2 separate regions of the Homo sapiens genome follow, and region 2 is linked to region 1. Evidence: chromatin loops called from intact Hi-C (ENCODE). Cell type or tissue: PC-9. All regions are shown on one strand. Links, peaks and the distances in the headings refer to the core of each region. The heading gives the core; the rest is flanking DNA. Region 1 holds the start of LOC105369846 (a long non-coding RNA gene). Region 2 overlaps LOC105369844 (a long non-coding RNA gene).

Region 1 (10,843 bases), core at 2,430-7,429:
ACTCTGTCACCAGGCTGGAGGGCAGTGACATGATCTTGACTCACTGCAACCCCTGCCTCCCAGGTTCAAGTGATTTTCCTGCTTCAGCCTCCTGAGTAGTTGGGACTACAGGCATGTGCCACCATGCCCAGCTAATTTTTTTTTTTTTGTATTTTTAGTAGAGACGGGGTTATACCATGTTGGCCAGGCTGGTCTTGAACTCCTGACCTCAGATGATCCACCTGCTTTGGCCTCCCAAAGTGTTGGGATTACAGGCATGAGCCACCATGCCCTGCCAGGACTAATTTTTTTCTTTGTTCACCAGGGTGAGTAAATACAATCTTTCAAATACTCTCAAGAGTAGGCCTGCCTCAGTTTTGCTTGACATTGAATGAATATGATTCAATTCTCAAATACCTTGGTATTGAAAGTGGGGTATAGGTGGTCTATTATATTGACAGTATTTTTACATTAGTCTTATTCATGTAGCACATATTTGTTGAGCATGAAATGTGTGCTAGATGCTAGCAATATAACAGGATATAGAATAGATATAGCCTCTGCCTTCAAAAAGTCTATAGTCTACTAAGGGAGGCAGACATTAATTCTAATTGCAGTAAGTGCTATGAAGAAAAAGCATACATCATTTTGCTAAGTGTCATGGAGAGGAACCTCTTTTCCACCTGATTCCTATTTCCTTGTGGAGAGGTATCAATTAATATAGCACTCCTGGCTTCTCTGAATGGGGCATGCCTAGCTTAGCCTTTCTCATCCCTTTGCTTTTGGGATGGGCTTGTCTGCTCTGAGTCTCTGCCTCTGAGTGGGAATTAGGGTTGGGGCCTTCCAGGTTTCCGGTGCTGCCGTGACTGCATAGGTCTATCTAATTCTGCCAGTTAAATTAGGAAATCCACTGATACCCTGCACTTAAGTACAGTCCCCAACCTAGCCTTTATTAGTATTTTGTTGATAGTTGACTGTCATCTGTTGATCCTATTGTCTCTCTCAATTCAGAATTTAGGTGGAATAGGTGGTGTTATTATTGGGTCCCTCAAACCTCAATAGTAAGAATCAATTTGACGCTTATACTAGGGGAACTGACAGAGTGTAATTTCTGGAGCAGTGTAATTTCTGGACCTGTGGTTTTCAGAATTCTGCTGCTCACGGGAAGGTGGATTGTAGTGAGCTGACAGGGCCGAATTCTGCCCCCTTCACCAGTGCCTGCAGTGATGACAGATTTGTTTTGATCTATTTTACATATTAAGCTTCCACATAAAAATTCTGAGCTTAAAAATAATTTAAAACCAGTGCCTTGAACTTGTTGCTTTCAAACATTTTAAACCACAATCCTCAGTCATAGTTACATTTTATATTATTCAAACTCGTATATATTATATACATGTGTATACTGACCTTACTATCTGTGGTATAGTTTATTGCATTTCCATTTCATACCAAAGAGAAGTTTGGTTAAAACTCATGGAATTGATTCCACAACCCTCATTACATGAAATTTAAAAAATTCTGCACAAGACCATGTTTATTTTATCTCAGGCCTCTTGTCTAGTAAAGACCTGACCTTCCCCTGATCATATCCCTTTTGCCCCATGGGCCTTATTTCTTTTGGAGCTCAATATATCATTCATTTTCTGTATACAAATACATTAGAGTTAAACTTATGAAATTACCAGCCCTTCTGAGAAAGTACTTTTTCAACATTGTTATTATTGCTGAGGATTTCAACAATAGCAAAATAATGTATTACATTCCAAACTTGGCAAATGTTACTAAATATTTCTCTTGAGGCTCATTTTCAACCATATTATTATTACTGGCCTGTTTTTTTGGGTTTAATGAGATAATTTTCTATCAAATCATGGTAGCGAACAGAGCTGACACAAATTCTCAAGTTTGTGGTAAAGTTTATACTCCATTGGAAAGTTTCTTTTATATAACAATATTGGCAGGGCTCATGTTTTAGAATGAATTATTTATGTGGGCCCATTCACCACTGCTACCCCATTCTACACAGCATGACATCCAGAAAATGGCAGTTTTGATGAGCATGATGAAGGCAGTATCATTTTTGTGCTTGATACAGTGGCCGGAAAGTTCAGGTCTGGGTGGCATCCTGAGAAAGGGAGCAAGGCAGTGTGGTGATGCCAGGTGCAAGAAGGTGGGGGTGTCCAGAGGGAAGTGAGATGCTCTGCAAAAAAGTCAGAGGACATCTCAGAAAATAGAGCCACCTTCCTGATGTAGCTTCCAACAGTCCTGTCTCCTAATCCCTTCCAGCCCCCAAATATATGAAGCTGACTTCAGAGAGATAAACACCAAGGAGTCAACCCATTACTTAGCTTTTGTTTCCAAAATAAGACATCTTCTAGTTAGGAGAGCTTCTGACCGAGGGGCAAGTGGTTTATCCTCAAGATGGTAGAAAAGCAATGTGCATGCTCAGTAAAACTTGGCCTCACCAGATGCCAGGCTCAGAGAGTCCTCTTTCCTGCCTTTCTTGCGTCACTGCCTGTTTGCTTGAAACAAGCAGTAGAAATAGTCAAACACAGGTGCTGGCTGCACTGGCAGCACAGCCTCTCCTCCAGATTCAGGCTCTCCCTGGATGGCACTGGCTGGTAACCACAGAGTGAAGATCTAATCAAGCCAATGCTGGCTCCCTGCCCACCACTAGCTGGTTTTATTCAGCTTCCCCAGTGTTGATAATAAAACACAAGTGAGCCTTCAGTTTCTTGCCTGCTAGTTCCAAAGCCAGCATTTGCTGCATGCTCTCTGACTTGCAATTTGGTGGCATCCTGGACAGGACACTTGCCTACAATCAGCACACCTGGCTTCTTTGTCTAGGTTTTGCCTCCAACACATGGTACACATCACTTCAGCTACCTGTGCTTTATTTCAAATGGAGATACTAACCCCTAATGTTGGCCAAGCTTTGTGATTATTTATCTCAGGGATTTATCAGGGTTGAAAGCAGAAAAAGCTTTAATGAAATTCAAGACTCTGTCCTAAGATCCTAAATGGTTGAAGTGTGTCCTGGAGGGGGCTGGAGTGGAACAGGCCATATGAGAAACAATAAGGCTGGAAGGAGAGATTTCTGGTGACTGGGAGGGAGAGACAGATCCTGCCCTCAGAATTTGTACCCTACTCAGGTTGTGAGAAGGCCTCAGGGGGGAAGTGTTGACAGGAAGGGCACCTGTAGGAGGCTTGGGTTCTCCCACTTGTGTTCCCCTGTTTCATCTGAGATTTCTAGTCTTGGCAAAGAAGCAGCAGAACCTGGGATAATGGGTGTCTCAGCCACAGCCAGTGTGGACCCGCAACTGACACCTTGAGGGCATTCCCCATCTTGAAGCTAGTTAAGACCCCAGGACTTTTACATATTTGCAGGAGGAAACCCAAGAAAGCGTAGGTTTAACTTCTAGGTCCAGCGAGAGTGGAGCTTGGAGTCAGAATTATAGTGATTTCAAGAATGGGAAGAGTAGGTAATGCACAATTTTTTGCATACCCAAGTGAATGGACTGAGGTTCTTAGTCTATATGTGTGTCACTGTATTTACTCAGTGAACTCTCAGAAAACCTTGTACTTCTTTTCTGCACACACTGAGCTTCTCTGCCAGGTGCCTTCTGAGGACATGAGAGCTTCATGCTAGGCTGGCCTTGATGCAGTGTGGGCAAGGCCTGGAGCAAAGAGTCATGAAAGTTGGAGGCTTGGAGTCCTGCCCACGGGTGGATGAGTGGCCCAGGCAGGCCAGGACTAAGTGCTGAAAGCCCATCAGTGCAGAATCATCCCATCGGGGCAGCATCGGGGTAACAGTCAAGCAGCAGCTCTTTGCCCAGTCTCCTTTTGCACCAGCTGTAGCTATTTGGGACTGATATGTTCTCAGGGCTTCCTCAGCCCCAAGTCCATGACCCCGTTTGTGCTTAAGGTGAACAGACGTCTCTCCTTTTAACAGAGGGGCAGGAACCCAGGAGACTGCTGAGCCAAAGCTTCTCCCCAGCTGTAATGCTTTCCTGAAATAGAGACTTTGCCTTGGCTCTTAGACCCAGCTCCATACTTTACTGTTCCCAGTTAGTCATGGAAAGACGAAGGTGCCTAAAAATAAGCACCATCTGGGCCCACAAGGTTCAGCAGGGCACACTCACAGCTAATGGAGAAAGTTTCAGTCTGCCTTTGTGGTCCTGGAAACCCAGCTGTGATGCGCTTGCCAGAAGGGCCCTTCAAGCCGTGTTATTCTGAGTGTCTCTCAGGGCAGCCTTTGCAAAGGCAACTTTTCACTGCCTGTAAGTTCTTGAGGTCACCCAAGGATAGCAGCTTCAGGGAAAATATGAGAAAAAATGTATTTTTAGTGCATTTTCTCATGTCTTTGTGTTGCCCCGCTCTCTTTCATGCTTCTGCAGTCCCCACTCCACTCTCCATTAGCTGCCTAGCTTCTGTGCCTGGTCATCTTCCCAGATGCCCAGAGACTTCTATGATGCCCTGAGCCTCCCTTTCCTAACACCCTTTTGGCTCTCCTCTTTATAAAAACTGACACATCTGTCCTTCAGAGAATGAAGCTAATCTGATAAATTAATTCATAACAAAGTGTAAAGGAGGATGGTTTAAGATGACCTGTTATACAGAAAATGGTTGCACTTTTATAGTGGTTAAAAAACATATACAATTTACCATCTTAACCATTTTTAAGTGGACAGTTCTGTAGGGTTCAGCTTATCTCTAATGGTATGAAATGGATCCCCGGAAGGTTTTCGTCTTGCAGAACTGAACCTCTGTAGTTATTAAACGATTCCTTACTTCCCCCTCCTCCCAAACTCTGGTAACCACCATTCTGCATTTTCATATCTATACATTTGACTACTTTAGATACCTCGTATAAGTGGAATCGTATGGTTATTGTCCTTTTGTGACTGGCCTGTTTTACTTAACATACTGTCCTCAAGGTTCATTTCTGTCTTAGCACATAACAAGATGTCCTTCCTTCTTAAGGGAGCATGGTATTCCATTGCATGTACATAGCACATTCTGTTTATCCATTCATCTATTAATGGACATTTGGGTTGCTTCCACCTCTTTGCTATTGGGAATAGTGCTGCTAAGAACATGAGTGTTCACATATCTCTTTGAGATCCTGCTTTCAATTATTTTGGAAATATACCCAGAAATGGGATTTCTGGACCACATGGTAGCTCTATTTGTAATTTTTTAAAGAACAGCCACGCTTTTCCGTAGTGGCTGCATCATTTTACAACCCAATAAACAGTGCACAAAAGTTCCAACTTCTTTACATCCCTGCCAACACTTGTTGTTTTCTGGGTTTGTTTTTTTTTTTTATTTGATAGTAGTGATCCTAATGAGTGTCAGAGTATGATTGTATTTTAAGGGAAGATTTTCATGCTTCACCCTGAAAGAATGATGATGGTGTTGATTTCAGGCTCTGGCACAAGCCAAGAGGAAATATTAGATATTTTGTTTAGGAAATTCTTGTTGCATCCTTCAAATCACATGACATAAGCCTCAGCAGAATCATTATATATCACTTGAGTGACAGATAGCTGAGTCACCTGCCCCTGAGGTCTAGATAAGATTACCTTCTCCATACCCCATTCTAGAATTGAGAAAAGTCAGACTCATGACACAGGATTATGCACATTTCTGGAGGGCTTATTTGTCATGGTCTTATCTCTGTTTTTTGCGTCCTGCTCATGTTATTTTTTTTTTTCCCCCTCTCCTATCTATATCATTCTTGTTTTGTTTCACACGGATGCAGACCTGGACCTGAGCCACTTTTCTTGATTTCCCAGAAATAGTCACTCACTCAAAGCCCTTGTATGTGCAGCAGATTTCACTGATGCTTTAAGGAGGAGTTTATGCTGCAAAAAAGCAAGCTATTTAAAACTGAATATTAGCTCTCCTGCTTCTAGAAGTTCTTTGGGCCATCCTGCCTCAGAGCACTTGTTTCCCCTGCTGTCAAGCCACTCTCTACAGCACCATTTGCCGTTTTGCTGACTTCTCCTTTCCCTTCCCCCTCCATCTTTTCATCTGAGTCCTTACTAACTCCTAGTTTGCCAGGGCTCTGTGCTGCACCAGCTAGAACCATGTGGGACTAACGGGCTCTTGTCCCAGGTTCATGCTTCATTTCTTCTCCAAGGTCAACAGACATCTCTCCTCTTAAGAGAGAGATACAAGAACCCTAAAGCCTGGGCCAAAGTTTCTCCGCAGCTGTAATGGTTTCCTGAAGCTGGAGATTTTGCCTCGACTCCTAGACCCAGTCCTCCTTCCATACTTTAGAGTTCCCAGGGATGCCACATTCTCCTCTCTTTATGATGCACAACAAATCATATCCCTCAAACTCCACTGTAAGTAAGCCCTCCTTTGCCAACCCAAATCTCAAAATGTTCACCTAAATAAAATACTCTTTCTCCATTTATGAGCTCAAAACAGAAGTGGAGATCTTGAGTTTTCCTTTAGAAGGTCTATCCACCTTCCTTGAGAAGGTAATGGTTTGAAAAGCATTTGTTTTTCTTCTTATACCCCAGAAATCTCTGTGATTTACTGTTGTTGACGACCATTCTGACTTCATGCTTTTGGGAAGGCTTCTTGGAATGGCTGAGTCTTGAAAAAAAAAAAAAGATAGGATTCTGACAAATGTATTTCTTTTCTCCATTGCAGCTGAAATCAAGGCTAGCTAGGCATGGTTAACAGTGTTTCCTAAAGCTGTTTGAGTCTATTTACTTCAAGGACTCTCTTTTGCACTACCCATGGAAGCTAGACTTCCAGATTCCCCACAATATTGGCTTTCTAACTTGGGCAACTGTTTTGTGCCTTATTCACACACTGGTTGCTGTTTGCGGCAGGAGGCTAAAAGAGTTGTTAGACTCTGTAGCACTTGGCTGTAATTATATACTCCTTGACCTCACCTACATAGTTGAAACCCCTGCTGCCTCCCTCCAGACAGATATCCTAGTGGGGAGTCTGGCTGAAGATTGAAAGGTTGTCATGGAAGTCACATTTAATTGCTTCCTCTTACTATATATGGTAGGCTGGAAATGGTATCATGAAGCTAATCTTGTAATCCTTTTCTTCCTGAAAGGAGAACAGTGGAATTCTGTGAACCAGAGAAATGTAGGCAGCTGGGAGTCGAACTTAAGCACCAGTATGGTAGGCACCAGCCCTCCTGTCCAGTCTCATTAGCCCTTCAATGGTGATAATGACGTAGTCGGAAGGCAGCTGAAGATTGCAAAGGAGCCAGACTGCAGAGGTCACTGGGAGGGGCAGAACATGGCATGAGGGAGAAGAAATGTAAAGGGAAATAGTATTGTCACCAAATTTGAGAGCTGAAAAAAGAATTGCATCCAAATATGGTAAAAGCTCACAGATGTTGTCTTAACTATCCTGTCTATGTCAAAAGAGGTTGTAAACAGGATACAGCAGTGGGAGCAAAAATCTACTCGCCCGGTAGTGAGATAGCTTGTGTTTCTGGAATGCCCCACACTCCATCTCTCTGCCAATCTCATTTTCTCTATCTGAAACAACTTTCTACCTGGGTCTCACCTACTCCGCATGCTGCCATTTCCCCTGGGATTACTTCTACTGGTCCTTCACATTTCAGCATAATTGGCATTTCCTCTGGGAAATCTTGGGCTGCTGGAGACTGGGTGAGGTGCCAGCACAGGTCATACAACATATATACTAAGTATTGTAATTGGATCTGTCCTTATTTATCTTTTCTATTAGGTCAAGACTAAGGACTGTGTTTTCTTTATTGCTGTACCCACAATGTCTAGCACAGTGCCTGGAGTATAGAAGGCAGTCAATAAATATTTGTTGAAGGAATAGATGATTGAATAAATGGGCTGCTAGAAAATAATCATTTTCGTGTCTTCTGTGGACCAAAACCAAATCCTTTATTAGTTCAAATCCTTTACTGAACATGTTCTATGTGGAAAACCTAATTCAAGGTTTTTAAAAACATATGTAAGGGTTAATTCTAGCTATAGAAAATTGCTTTATTGAGGGTGGAATCTTTGGAGAGTCAACCAAAAAAGGTTAAGCATTCTGTGAAAGAATACAGTAGCTAGAGAATTTTATCCCAAAGGTCAATGTTGTCAGCTTTGAATCTCAATTTCTTTTATATCTTTGATCATTGGGTTACAGAATCTATGGTTATCATCCAAACTAAAGGGAATGAAAGCTTTACTCTGAAGGAACTGGGTCCAGTGAGTATCTTGGTTACTTTTCTACATGCCCCATAAGTGACAGAAAAATACATGTCAACATAAAAATGTATAGATCAGAAATACACATTTTTGAATGCAGGAGACCTCATTGTTTTGACGACACATAAAGTTTACAAGATCTGGCAATACAGAATCACCTTGGGTTGATCTTTTTTTAAAATATATTTTTAAAATGGATTCTTAGAAATAAGGCCTGGCCATTATTCATTTCACTACTCTTCCCACTATTTTTTTTTTTTTTTTTTTTTGAGATGGAGTTTCACTCTTGTCGCCTAGGCTGGAGTGCAATGGTACAGTCTCAGCTCATTGCAACCTCCACCTCCCAGCTTCAAGTGATTCTCCTGCCTCGGCCTCCTGAGTAGCTGGGATTACAGGCACCCGCCACCATGCCCAGCTAATATTTTTCTATTTTTAGTAGAGATGGGGTTTTGCCATGTTGGCCAGGCTGGTCTCGAACTCCTGACCTCAGGTGATCCACCAGCCTCCGCCTACCAAAGTGCTAGGATTACAGGCGTGGGGTACCATGCCCGGCCTATTTTTTTTTCTTTTCTTTTCTTTTCTTTTTTGTTGAGACGGAGTCTCGCTCTGTGCCCAGGCTAGAGTACAGTGGCACAATCTCGGCTCACTGCAACCTCTGCCTCCCGGGTTCAAGCAGTTCCCCTGCCTCAGCCTCCTGAGTAGCTGGGACTATAGGTGCGTCCCACCATGCCCCGCTGATTTTTTTGTATTTTTGGTAGAGAGGGGGTTTTGCCATGTCAGCCAGGCTGACCTCGTCATCTGCCCAACTCTGCCTCCCAAAGTTCTGGGATTACAGGCATGAGTCACCGCACCAGGCCTTCCCACTATTTTTGAATGCTCATTCTGTAGTGGTCAATCTTGGCTTTGACATAGACCCTGAACACTTTCTATATGTTATTACTATCAAATGGAAATAACAGAAAAAGTTAATACCAAGAATAACAACAACAGCAAATTATTACATTTTGAGCTATCACTTAGTCTTTTATTGATAAATTTTAATTTTTTGCTTTTAGGAAATATTTCAGCCATACCAAAAGGATAGAATAGCATTTTATTTTATGTTAAATAAGCTATTACATGCACTTGAATTTTTTCCTCTTCTAGAGCACGTTTTCCCTTTCAATGTTTGCCAAAATTATCGAAAAACATAATTATTTCATCTGACAAAAGCATGATTTCCAAGATAGTTGCCAAAATTTTTATCTTTTTGTGAAACATTTTAAAATAAGATTGCAGTTAAACACAGTTCCTTAAAAATGTACTCCCTGATTATATGAACCAGGATTAGAAAATTAAAATTCCCATGCATTCCAGAATTATCAGTGAGAAGCCACAGTAAAAATTTTATTTTTAAAATTCTTCCGTCCTGCGAATACATTTATTTTTAAAAAGCAAATGAAGGGTAATCTTGACACATCAAAACTCATACGAGAACTAAAGCCTCAATGTTTTTGAAACACAGCATATGGACTTTTGGGTGAGTTCTAAGCTTGCAAACCATAGCTGCCCATCTTTCTTGATACATTTTACAAAAATGATACTACATTTTATTCCTTCACTTACATATCTAATCAGTATTTATTGACTTCCCTTTAGGTGCCAGGACCTGTGATAGGTGCTGAGAGAGGTCAGTGATTGGCTGTGGCACCTGCCCTTATGCTGTGTACTCTCTGGCATGATTCTCCTTCCACCTGAATGGTAGACTTCCCCTTGGTGATACAGTGCATTGAACTACATTATAGAATTAGTCTTCATTTTTAACATGGTGAGCATAGTAACTGCCTTACAGAGAGAGTTGTTGTGAAATGTAAGTGCAATAATACATGGAACGTATTTAGAACAAAGAATTGCATGTGATAAATAAGAGCGCAATATATGTTAGCTAAAAAATAAATTTAAAGGATCATGGAACTGTAGAGTTGTAGGAAATCTTACATTTTTTTTTTTTTTTAACAATCCAAACTTTTCACTGTATGGTTGAGGAATCTGATTCTCATTGAAGTTAAGTAGTTTAGTCAAGGTTACAATGTGCTGTTAGCGGAAGGAGCAATGGAACCAAAGATTCCTTGATTGCTACCTCACTGAAATTTTCACTATAGTATCTGCCAGAGAAGTTGTGAGTGGGGGGAGAACTAGATTAATAGCTCCCAGCACATGCCAAATACTCAAAAATGCACACTGCAACAATATTGAACAAAATCATTACCTCAAGGGAAAAATTCTAGCAGCATAAGTACTTTCAAAAGCTTAATGATACCCAGTTGGGTGCTTTATTCTGATTGAGCATAGTCTGATTTCTTAAAGATATCACACTGGCTGGTGGTTTATGTGTGGTTTAATTTGCTTGGGTTGGGTTCATGGAAAACATGCTCCATGAAAACAACTCCACCATTGTTTATTGATCAGGTGCAGTCTCCTACCTACTCACTAGACATTGGCCACGAGGCATGTTCCCTTTGGCAACAGTTTCCAAGATTACCATAGGCATCCTCTCAGTTATGGAGATTTGAAAAGCTAAGAAAAAGTCTTCCTTATTTTCAACGCAATCTTTTTAGCCCCAGAAAACATCAAAAAGCTGTGAAAAGTGTTGTGTTCTCAATGCTTTT
Region 2 (10,843 bases), core at 3,467-8,466, 70 kb after region 1:
CCACTGCACTCCAGCCTGGGCGACAGAGTAAGACTCCATCTAAAAAAAAAAAAAAAAAAAAAAAAAAAAAATTAGTGGAAAAAAAATTGCCTCAAGGTTGTTTTCCTAGGCAGGCCTAATTTCTTTCAGAAATGAGAGTGATAGGTGCCATAGTCTACATTCATGAAAAATTTCATTTCCTTTTGCTTATTTACAGTAAGCAAAATCCAAGTATATTCTCATGAATGGCCTGACCAATACCAGTCTTCCTTAGCTTTGCAGACACAATTGTGCACAGAGCACACCTGGTACTTTTTAGATATGTGTATTATCCCTCACAGAGAAGGAACAAAATGTACTTTTCATTTTAATACTTTCCCTTAGTTTTAATTTTTGGCTCCATCCATGGATATGTCATTCATCAGTATAGAAGGCAGTTTGATCTCAATGGCAGCAATAATCCCACAGCATGCAGATACTAATGCTTAAGAGTCTGTTCAGGTTAAGGCAAATGCACTCTATGGTTTGTGAAACAACTTAACAGGGACTTAAGAGCTCTCATACCCATTTTGGATTTATTCAAGCATCTCTCTAGTATTTCACTAGGATACATGCTCCATGAGTACAGAGATTTTTATCTTTGATGACTTTGTGTCCCTAGTATCCAAAACAAAAGTGCTCAATAAATAGTGAATGAATTCATTTATCCATCCATCCATCCAGTCATCCATCTACCTATCTATCCATTGTTTACCATTCCACCTCAGCTAAGGTACCTGCATCCTTAAGTGCATAGAAAGAAAAATAATCTGCCTCCTCCAAGATGACTGGAAAGCAGCTCCCTGCTTCTTTAGTTCAAATAAGTACTAAAATATATCAGACTGCTGGCCAGGCGCGGTGGCTCACGCCTGTAATCCCAGCACTTTGGGAGGCCGTGGTGGGCAGATCACGAGGTCAGGAAAGCGAGACCATCCTGGCTAACACGGTGAAACCCCGTCTCTACTAAAAATACAAGAAAAGTAGCCAGCTGTGGTGGTGGGTGCCTGTAGTCCCAGCTACTCGGGAGGCTGAGGCAGGAGAATGGCATGAACTCGGGAGGCGGAGCTTGCAGTGAGCCGAGATCGCACCATTGCACTCCAGCCTGGGCAACAGAGCGAGACTCCACCTCAAAAAAAAAAAAAAAAAAAAAGTATATCAGACTGCTGCATTAAAAAAAATATATATATTACCATCCTGCTGCCCAGAGAAATTGTTATTCTTCTGATGTAGATCATTTAAGCGATTGCTTATTATTGCTTATTTGCCTAAAAACACTTTTTGATAAACTTTTGCTCAGCAGCTCCAGTTTATTCTTTTAATTCCAGCTTTTATTTATGGAAATGCCAATCCATTTTTATTCAATAATTGAGGGGAATGTAAAATATTTTTTAAAGTACAAAAATGCTTATTTTTTTAATGTATGTTTGTGTGTGAAATATGTAAAAAATATATTAAGCCTCTGACTTAAATCTGATTTACTAATAGAAATAGTTAAGGAGGAACAGGAGCATTCATCCTTACAAGGCCACATTTCCATTGAATGAGTATTTAAGATCAGTTGGATTAAAGGAGGGAATGGAAAGATAATGATAGGGAGAACTCTCATTCAGTTCAGTCTCATCAAGGCTCCCCTGCCTGCTGAGTAGCAACGGTGGGGATGGGATTCCCTCTCTGTAATTGCACCACTATCATGCCATAAATGATTAGAGAGACGCAGCCTAGCTGTGTCTGAGTCTCTATGGGACAGTTGTGCTCATTAAGCATCTCAATATTTGCCACACAACTTCAATTCCATCACTTCCTCTCTGGAATATTTGTTTAAGTAATCTCCTTGCCTGGGAGCTCTAGGATACCACTCTAATACATGCCACCTTGTGTTGTTGAATCCTACACAGGCCTGTAAAATGAGTATATTCTCAGATATAATAATGATTCTGCTTAGAGTGATCTGGAAGTGCCCAAGGCTAGACAAGGGTGATGGCAGTTCAGTAACTCCGTGCCCTGACTGGTTGTCACTGAAGCCACAGTTGCCACAGAAACTGGGACATGCTTAAATCCCACATCTCATTTCCAAATCCCATGAGCTTCTCCTTCATGACTAGTGGAATTAATTATCCCAATCGTTCAGACACATAATCTTACAGAACCTTGCAGCCACAGATAGTCAAACTTCTTGCAAAGCCAAATCTTCATGGATCATTTAGGTTAATTAATATCGAGTGGTAAATGCTGCTAAAAATTCAGGGCCTCATATGTGGCAGGATTTCATTTTATCATTACTCTGTGGTTAGGCTGTTAGATTAGCATGCACTGGGATAGGTTATTCATGATGGCAGAGTAAATGCAATGAACTGGAAGATAGAAACATTGTTACCGTAAAATTCATGTTAGCATGCTGGCAAACATAGACAGCCTCAGTTTCACTTCACTGACTCTGGGGATTCTGTTCTCAGTGTGTGCAGATAAAGCATCTCCTCTGGGACTGGGTCCTAACCTTAGGACTCAGGTTCCATCTTCCATGGAAGGGCCACTGTGCCAGGCCCAGAGTCATACTTGGAGAGCTCAGATGCCACAGTACGACTAACTGGGGGCTCTAACCTGCTTTCCTACTTAAACTATCTGTGTGACCTTGGACAAGTGCCTTAACCTCTCTTAGCCTCTGTAAGATGAAGAGAACAATTGTACTCATATTTGACCCTTGAACTAGGGGGTTAAAGGCGCAGACCCTTGTGCAGTTGGAAATCCACGTATCACTTTGACTCCCCAAAAGCTTAACTATCAATAGCCTATTGTTGACCGGAAGCTTTGCTAATAACATGAGCAGTTTGTCCCAGAGAACCATAGATTAACACGTTATTTGTACGTTATATGTATTATATACTGTATTCTTACAATAAAGTAAGCTAGAGAAAAAAGTTATTAAGAAAATCATAAGAAAGAAAAAAAATTTAGTATTTATTAAGTGGAAGTGGATCATCATAAAGGTCTTTATCGTCATTGTTTTCAGGTTGAGTGGGCTAAAGAGGAGGAGAAGGAGGGGTTGGTCTTGCTGTCTCAAGGGTGGTAGAGGCAGAAAAAGATCTATTTATAAGTGGACCTGCAAGTTCAAACCCGCGTTGTTTAAAGCTCAACTGTTTTCATAGGATTAAGTGAGATGACGTGTTTTTCATGCTGGGTACATTACATGGAATTCAGGAAGTGCCCCCAAAATATTAGTCCTGATATTATTTTTCTTGTTCATTGAAGAACAGACTTGAAAGGGCAGTGAAAAGGCTGGAGAAAAATGAAATATGTAGGAAATTTTGAGAAAGATATTTGACAAATTATCCTTATATTCATTCTTAGCCAATACTTATTGAGCAATTACTCTGTGCTATGCACTGCTCTTTGTGTCTGGAATATAGTAGTGGACAAAACAGATATTTCTGCCCTTGTACAGCTTATGTTCTACCTGGGGTAGGGGGTGGGTACAGAGTACTTAATAAGCAATAAATAAATTATGTAGTACATTACAGTGTGAATGTTATGAAAAAAGAAAAAAAATGTGAAATCAAGTAAGAGGAATTAGGAGCACCAAGGAAGGAGGGGGCAGGGCTAGATTAAATCTACCATTCTTCTCATAACCAAAGTGGGAGTAACCCTGCCATTCAGACCGTGATTCCTTCAAATGATTGGATTTGCTTCTATTAATACTAAGAGCACCAGACAAAAACCCAACATTGACTGAAAGCTTATTCTGTGCCAGGGACTATTCTAAGGACGTCATGTTTAAAACCTTTTAAAATATGTATAAAAGGTAGATGTTATTACTTTCCCCATACAGAAGAGGGATCTAAACAACAGAGGAGTTAAGTAAATTGCCAAAGGTCACACAGTTCATCAGTATCAGAGCTATGATTCAGCACCAGCATTCTTTACCACTAACCTATACCATTCACACAAAGCATGAGTTGAAGTTAGAATGTAGAGATCTCAACATAAATTCAGGCTGCTTGGGCAACTCTGCCTTTCAAAATAACAAAGGAAGCCTCATATCTAATCACATCTAGATACCTATTTTCTGAGTGTAAATACTTTTAAGATAAGTTATCATGTATTCATATGATAATTGACTTACTTTAGTCATCCCTTGATAGAGGAAATGAAAATGATTACAAGTGATGAAATGATTATAAAATCAGTAAATTTAAAAAATTCATTTGTACTACTATTCCTCTCAACAGCCTCTATTTAGTTACTTGGAAAACAGACTTGTACTCTGCTTGGTGTACATATGGATTTGGGAACTCTTTGCAGTAAATCAAGAGTGCCGCAGGGGTTTGTGACCCACAGGTGGGATCTTTAAAATAAACTCCTACTTGGATTTTTGTGGTTGTCTCTAAACTGGAGATGGATGACAGAGTTCAATAGGAAGGGAAAGGCAGATTTTATTTACTTTTATACACATTTTCTCAGATGGTTACTGTAAGTTTTTCTTAAACAGGAGATCTCAGTTGAGAATTCTTTGATTCAAAGTTTAATCAGCCCAGAGGACTTCTTACTAACAAATTTATAAGAAAAAGTATAGAGTATGGAGTTAAGGGCTAAGACTCTTAAGCAAGATTTATTAGTTATTGTCCCCTAATCACTTAATAGCTGGATAACCTCTATGAGCCTTAGATTATTTTTCTATGAAATGGGAGTTATCATCACCATCCCCTCCACCAACACCATTATTATTATCTCCTGGGATTGTGGTGAAAAGTAAACGAAATATTACAATTAAAATGCTCAGCTTGATACTGGCACCTCCTCAACATTCAGTGAACGTAGCAATCATCATTAATACACAAAAGAGTTGTTGATGTTTTTAGCAGTTATGTGATAGATGGAGTTGAAGAATAAGCGGAAAAGATAGAAATGAGTAGCTGACTTTGATTATGACTTTTGGCATTAGACATAGCAAAACCTCAGGCAAGTAGTGATCAAGTCTACTTTCACCCTCAAGTGTTCTGAATAGAAAGAGAGATAAGAGTGATTGTGGTAGAAAGAAAGCTAAAAAGCTTCTCTTTTCTTTTTTTAAAAATTTTAAATCTATTTTATTAGTATGCTTTATTATGCTTTAATTATTGTTTAATTAATTATTTTTAAATTACTTTATTATGCTTTAATTATTTTTATTATGCTTTAATTATTATTTATTATGCTTTAAGTTCTGGGGTGAAAGAAAGCTTTTAAGAACTGAAAACCAATGTCAGTTCTCTGATTAAAAGGAAAAGGTGGTAAAGGATATGCTAATTGGTGATGTGTATATGCAAAGAAGCCAAGGAAAACAGGAAAAAGAAGCAAAAGAAAGAAGAAAAGGGGAAAAAGAACCAGTGGAAAATAGAAGCTTTGAGGATGGTAGGGTAGAGGCCGCTGGATGGCGAGCAGAAGGCCACTGATGGTGGAAGAGTGGAACAAGCAATGAAAAAGGCAAAGATGACCGGCAGTGCTTCTGCCTGGCAGCTCCTTCACCAGTCCTTATAGCAACAGGCATGAGGCGTTTTCTACTCTAAAGGCTGGCCAGTATCTGGTGGGAGAGGTAGAACACAACTCTGTAATAATAACATGATTTTGTAATCCATGTTTATTATGAGCCAGGTGTTTTTCATAGTTCACAAAGTGGATTCTATTTTATAGATGCCAAAACTAAAGCTTAAAGGGGTGAGGGTTACTCAACAAATAAGTAGAAAAGATGGACTCCAGAATCTTCTGCATATTTCTTCCTGTTATAGTTCTTGAAGCTTCAGGTGGTCAACTTGCTAAATCAGGAAACTATCACTGGAGTAACTCATATCATAATTATGCCAGATAACTGTGGCATATTACAGATTTTTTTTAAAAAAGAAAAAAGTACTGCTTTTTTTTTTTGTTTGCCATTGTAAATCAACTTAAAAAAAGTCAAAAAGGCATCAAGTGCTACAAATATGGCATTTGATAATTTTCAGTTAATTATAGATGGCATTTACTTAACATTTAGGCAATTTGAAAAGGAGTTATTGAGTATTAGCAGAATCAGCAGCAAAGGTTTTTCTAAGCTCCTGGAACCATGAGTCAAGGTAAATAAAAGTTCCCTGGTTAGAAAAGGGCACCAAAAAAGCCTTTGAAAAGTAGTTCAACTTGACTTTGACTTATGATGTCTTTGGGAACTTGCCCAGTTTCAAGGTGAGGCTATTGAGACAGGAAATACAAATGACAGTACAAAGAAATTACAGGGTTCCAGTTAAATCCTCATAGAGAAAGGCTGAAACTGTAAGGGAAGTTAACCACAAACTCTAAAGATAAATTAAGCAAAAGTTAGAATTGAATTGTGACTTGAAATTCTCTGGCCTTTCCTATTAGTCCTTTATACAAAGGAATAGCCCACACAATAAATGTATCCGCTTTGATCATTATCTAGCAAGCTGTCTTGATGTATTTAAAGAAAAATCTCTGAGATATTAATAACCCATTAATTAATTTTGGCCAAAGTCTATTGGTGTTAAAAATAAAACCAATTGCATATTACCTGGCTAATTTATGACATTTATCTACTTATAACAGTAACTATTTTGAGAAGCTGGTATATTATTACAACACACAAATAACTGTAGTATTGAGGGGGTGGAATATGTAGGCAAATATGTAAGTTCTACAATCCAACTTTTATCTTCCCTTTGTTCCCAGTTTTATTTTTCTGGCATTAATCTTGGCATTGAGTTCTATTTTTGTTGACTAGACAAAAGAAACGGGGGGGTTTGGTGGACAATCAGAGTGAGAAAGTAGGGCATTTGGAAAAATAGGTAGGAAGTGCTTGGCCTCCAGTCCATCCTGCTTAGTTTTTCCTTCTGAACAGAGCATGCATCAGCACCCAGACTCCCTAACTGATTTCAAAGCGAGCTTCTAAACATTTAGTTTTGCAAATAATACCTTTCTTATTCCCCAGTGAAATAAGACTGGGTCAGAGATGTTACAGCAGGTTCCTTTTCCCTCTCCACATAGTTAGAAGAGCCAGGCTTTCTAGTAAGCAGGTAATTCAGCTCTAGTGGTTGGCTTGATTCAATTAGTGATGGGGCGAACTTCAGTTTCCACATTCCAGGAGGAGGGGTTGCCCTTTTCACATTAAAACAACAGACTATGGTCCTGACTGGTTCCATCACTTGCTTCTCTGTAATTAATCTGTGGGCCCAGACAGTGAGCCTTGAGTAAGGAGTCAAATGCACACGATACACAAATAAATTTGTCAAACTGACCTCTAGGCAGCAGAGAGTATCTGAGTGAGGAAATATTTAGCAGGTATACATTTGCCAATCCCTAAATCAGGGTGTGTTTCTTTAGTAAGTAGGGGACTAATTCACTGAACTCAGTGCTTAATGTCTACAGACACGTCTCATGTACTTTGGGACATTCACACCATTGCTAGACTGAACTATTGGCCCATCAGAGATTCTTAGTGCCTTCTTTCTTAGTGCCTTCTTCCCTTTGTGTAGGCAAGAGCTATTCTTGTGGATATACAGGAAATCAATGACTCTTTTCAGCATTAGTAGTTATCATTGCTTGGGCAGCAACTCAAGGTAGAAAAATATAGCTAGAACAACCATGCCACAGTGGAAGATGGGCCAAAGACAGGAAGTTAGGATGTGCGGTCCAATCAGTATTGGGAATGCTTAACTAGACAACCAAGCTCCTTGGAGATCAACTGTTGGCTATAAATGTACATGTGCAAATATAATATATGTGTTAAGCAGGAAAGGCAGGAAGTAAGGGCTGTATGTTTTAGGCTATAGAACCTAAGAGCTTCAACAGTAATTTCCAGTGCAGGTAACTAATAGTTGTTATTTTTTTTTTTTAGTTTAAAGACACTGGCCTCATATAACCTGAGTGTGAAAAAGAACCCAGAACTCTTCTTGTACCCATTGTCAGAAAATCTTAGAAGGCCAGTCGTCTCTTTCAGAGATTTTCAGCCCTCTTCTAGGGCAAAAGACTGAGTCAGTATAATTACAATCACCTGGAAATAAACTGCAAACAGAGCTGCTTTTGTTCCCCAACTGAAATCTTGCAAAAGAGATGCATTACTTTGCTAGCTCCACTTCCTAACAGGAAAACAGTTTTGTATATTTGCTGCATTGTTTTGTTGTAATTTTCTGAAAAATATCAATTCTGATTTTTATTAACATATGAAAATAAAAGCTAATGCCCTGCTGTACCCTCCATTCTATGAAGACATTGTTCTCTTGACCTCTTTTCATTAATGGGAAAACTAAAAAGAAAACAGACATTTCCAATTTAATAGACATTCTACTAGATCTAAAGACTTGGCTCCTTTTTCTTTTTTCAAAAGTCCTTCTCTGAAGTAACCTGTCACTTAAAAAAATTCAAAATCTTATGCAATTTGTTCTGAACTCAATATTTTTGAAGTAAATACTAATCATTTTTTTTTTTTTTAGTGCTGCTGTATATTATGGTTGGGTGGCCTACATCTTCTGTTGTGTATCTCAAGCTGGATCAAGTTCACTTTGCAGGGAACTCTGTGCACCTACAGGAATAGAATGGGCACAAAGAGGATTAGAATCCCTGCAGGGGCAGCACAGAGAATTATGTTTTCTTCATGAGCTCTGATGTTTTATTAACCATTCTAGCAACTTTGCATCTGATAGAATCCACAGATGAAGTTCATGTTGTTTGTTACTCTGCCAATATAAAAGGCTCTCTTTTGAATGGAATATGAAGCTAGTGGCTCTCACCCACCAGCCATAGGGCATAAGCTTGGACCTTGTTTTTCTGGCAGCAATAACAAGTGTGCTGACTTGTGCTGTCTTAGTGGGTCCTGCCTGTGACCAACAGGGTGAGTTTCTGAGTTGGCTGTGTAGGGGGAACTCTGCATTTTGGCGCTAGAACAGAGAAAAGTCGGGCAGTCTGGAGTCCTGACCCTGACCTCATTAGCACTGTGCTCCTGTCCATTGAAATAACTGTGCAGTGATTTCAACTTTAATTTGGTCCTAATTCTGGGATGATTCCAACTCAGCTACTCAAGGCTGTAGAAAAACAAAATAATGAATGTTCTGAAATCTGCTATTTTCTTTAACACATCAAGCTCATCCTTGTCCAGCATAAAGACACAGACCCAGAATTTCCTCCTGACTTTCCTCTATCTTCCCTCTTTGCCCCTGCCTTTAAAAAGATGCATAATAATTTTGCTATAGATGAAAAAACATGGTACTCCAAAGTCAAAAAGGCTCAGGTTTGAATTTCAGCTTTGCCATATATTGGCCATATAATTTCAGGTAAAAATTTCAATCACTTAGAGCCGCTGTTTACACATTTGTAAAAATGGAACAAAAGCTGTGGCATGGAGAAGAGATAGAAGCAGAAGAAATGAGTTTAAATCTTAGTTCCTTAACCTCTTGGAGCCTAAAAACGTTAGTTAGTACCCACTCCATATGGTGATAATGATGATTAAGCACCATCTCTGCATTGTGAATTTATAAGGGTTAATGGAGTAAATGTGTATAAGTTTCTAGTATTATGTATAGTGTTCAGCAAGGACTACACAGATATCAATTTCCTTGTTTATTCTGGGCAGTTTTATAGAGGTCAAAAATCCCTTTGTTTTTCAGGAGTCAAGGACTTCTCATATTGTCAATAAGCTTTTTGAGCTGGAAGGCCAGAGTAGGTCATGACACATTTACTTGCATTGCTCAGTGGAAGAGGATTCTACAGGGTGCTTATAAAATCTCCAAGCTTAGGAAAATGCACATAAGTAGTTTCTGGATATTCTCTTTTAATACAGTGTTCACTGTGTTAGCCTCATCCACAATATGTAGTTCCATGTGCTGTGCAAAACTACAATAAAAATGTGGCCGGGCGCAGTGGCTCACACCTGTAATCCCAGCACTTTGGGAGGCTGAGGCGGGCAGACCACCTGAGGTCAGGAGTTTGAGACATGCCTGGCCAACATGGTGAAACCTTATCTCTACTAAAAATACGAAAATTAGCTGGGCATGGTGGTGGGCACCTGTAATTCCAGCTACTCGGGAGGCTGAGGCAGGAGAATCGCTTGGATGCAGGAGAATTGCTTGAACCCGGGAGGCAGAGGTTGCAGTGAGCCGAGATTGTACCATTCCACTCCAGCCTGGGTGACAAGAGTGAAACTCCATCTCAAAAAAAAAAAAAAAAGGTGCACCCTAGATATCCAACCCTGCCACTGCGGTGCAATGAGGTAGTGCACCAGCCTTAAATCATCACTCTGGACCGCCTCTCCTAGTCCATCAACTAACGACATGATTTAGTCACTTGAAAATGGCAAACATGTGCCTATGTTTCCAAATTTTAAGGCCACCCTGTGGTTAAGTTCTAACATTTGAATAAGATAAAGGGCCTCCAGGGAGAAGTTTATTCTGCTTTCCAAATTGCAAAAGTCACATGATTATAAGAACAGTCTGCTTTCCTAGAGGTTTGTGGGAGCAGAGTCTATTCATGACCTTGTTTTCAGATACAGCCACTAAAAGGACTCCCTGCTAAAAAATATTTTTCCCAATATATCCAATTTATACATAATTAGTCATTTTCTTTTTGTTTTTCCTTAAGCTGATGAATTACTTAGAGTTCTTATAAATTCACTTCAATATTTAGAGGTTACATAGAAGAAGAAGAATGAAGAGACAATAAGAAAGGGTAGGGAAGTAGAAGAACCAAGAGAGTGTGATATTCCAGAACCAAATGAAGAACAAGTTTCAGGAAGGAGACCATGATCAGCTATGCCAGATACTATTGATAGGTCAAGTAAATGAAGGTTGAGAACTGAGTGTGCATTTGGTAACATGAC

The links. Hi-C counts contacts between places; a loop is a spot of excess contacts. Peaks named below come from ENCODE experiments on the same cell type or tissue, not always from the same donor. Only the 100,000 strongest peaks of a DNase experiment are listed, where the experiment ranks them.
Region 2: a loop joins it to region 1, with 2.7 times the contacts of the local background. A loop is called at or near these places in 3 of 110 quality-filtered maps.

Annotation. Positions count from the first base shown.
Region 1 is chr12:75,776,521-75,787,363 of GRCh38, reverse strand. The region is part of intron 1 of LOC105369844 (a long non-coding RNA gene); the gene reads left to right. LOC105369846 (a long non-coding RNA gene) reads left to right here and starts at 5,899. Exons shown (of 5, transcript XR_001749217.2): 1 at 5,899-6,473; 2 at 7,070-7,137; 3 at 8,134-8,195; 4 at 9,834-10,002. In PC-9, for the core only: no CTCF peak of the experiment used is centred there; DNase peaks (open chromatin) are centred at 2,553 and 5,523; H3K27ac peaks cover 2,657 bases.
Region 2 is chr12:75,707,752-75,718,594 of GRCh38, reverse strand. All of the region lies in intron 1 of LOC105369844 (a long non-coding RNA gene), which reads left to right. Among named protein-coding and RNA genes, the nearest start is that of KRR1, 200 kb to the right of the region's middle. RefSeq lists an enhancer at 6,850-7,351. In PC-9, for the core only: no CTCF peak of the experiment used is centred there; DNase peaks (open chromatin) are centred at 3,984 and 6,154; H3K27ac peaks cover 3,106 bases.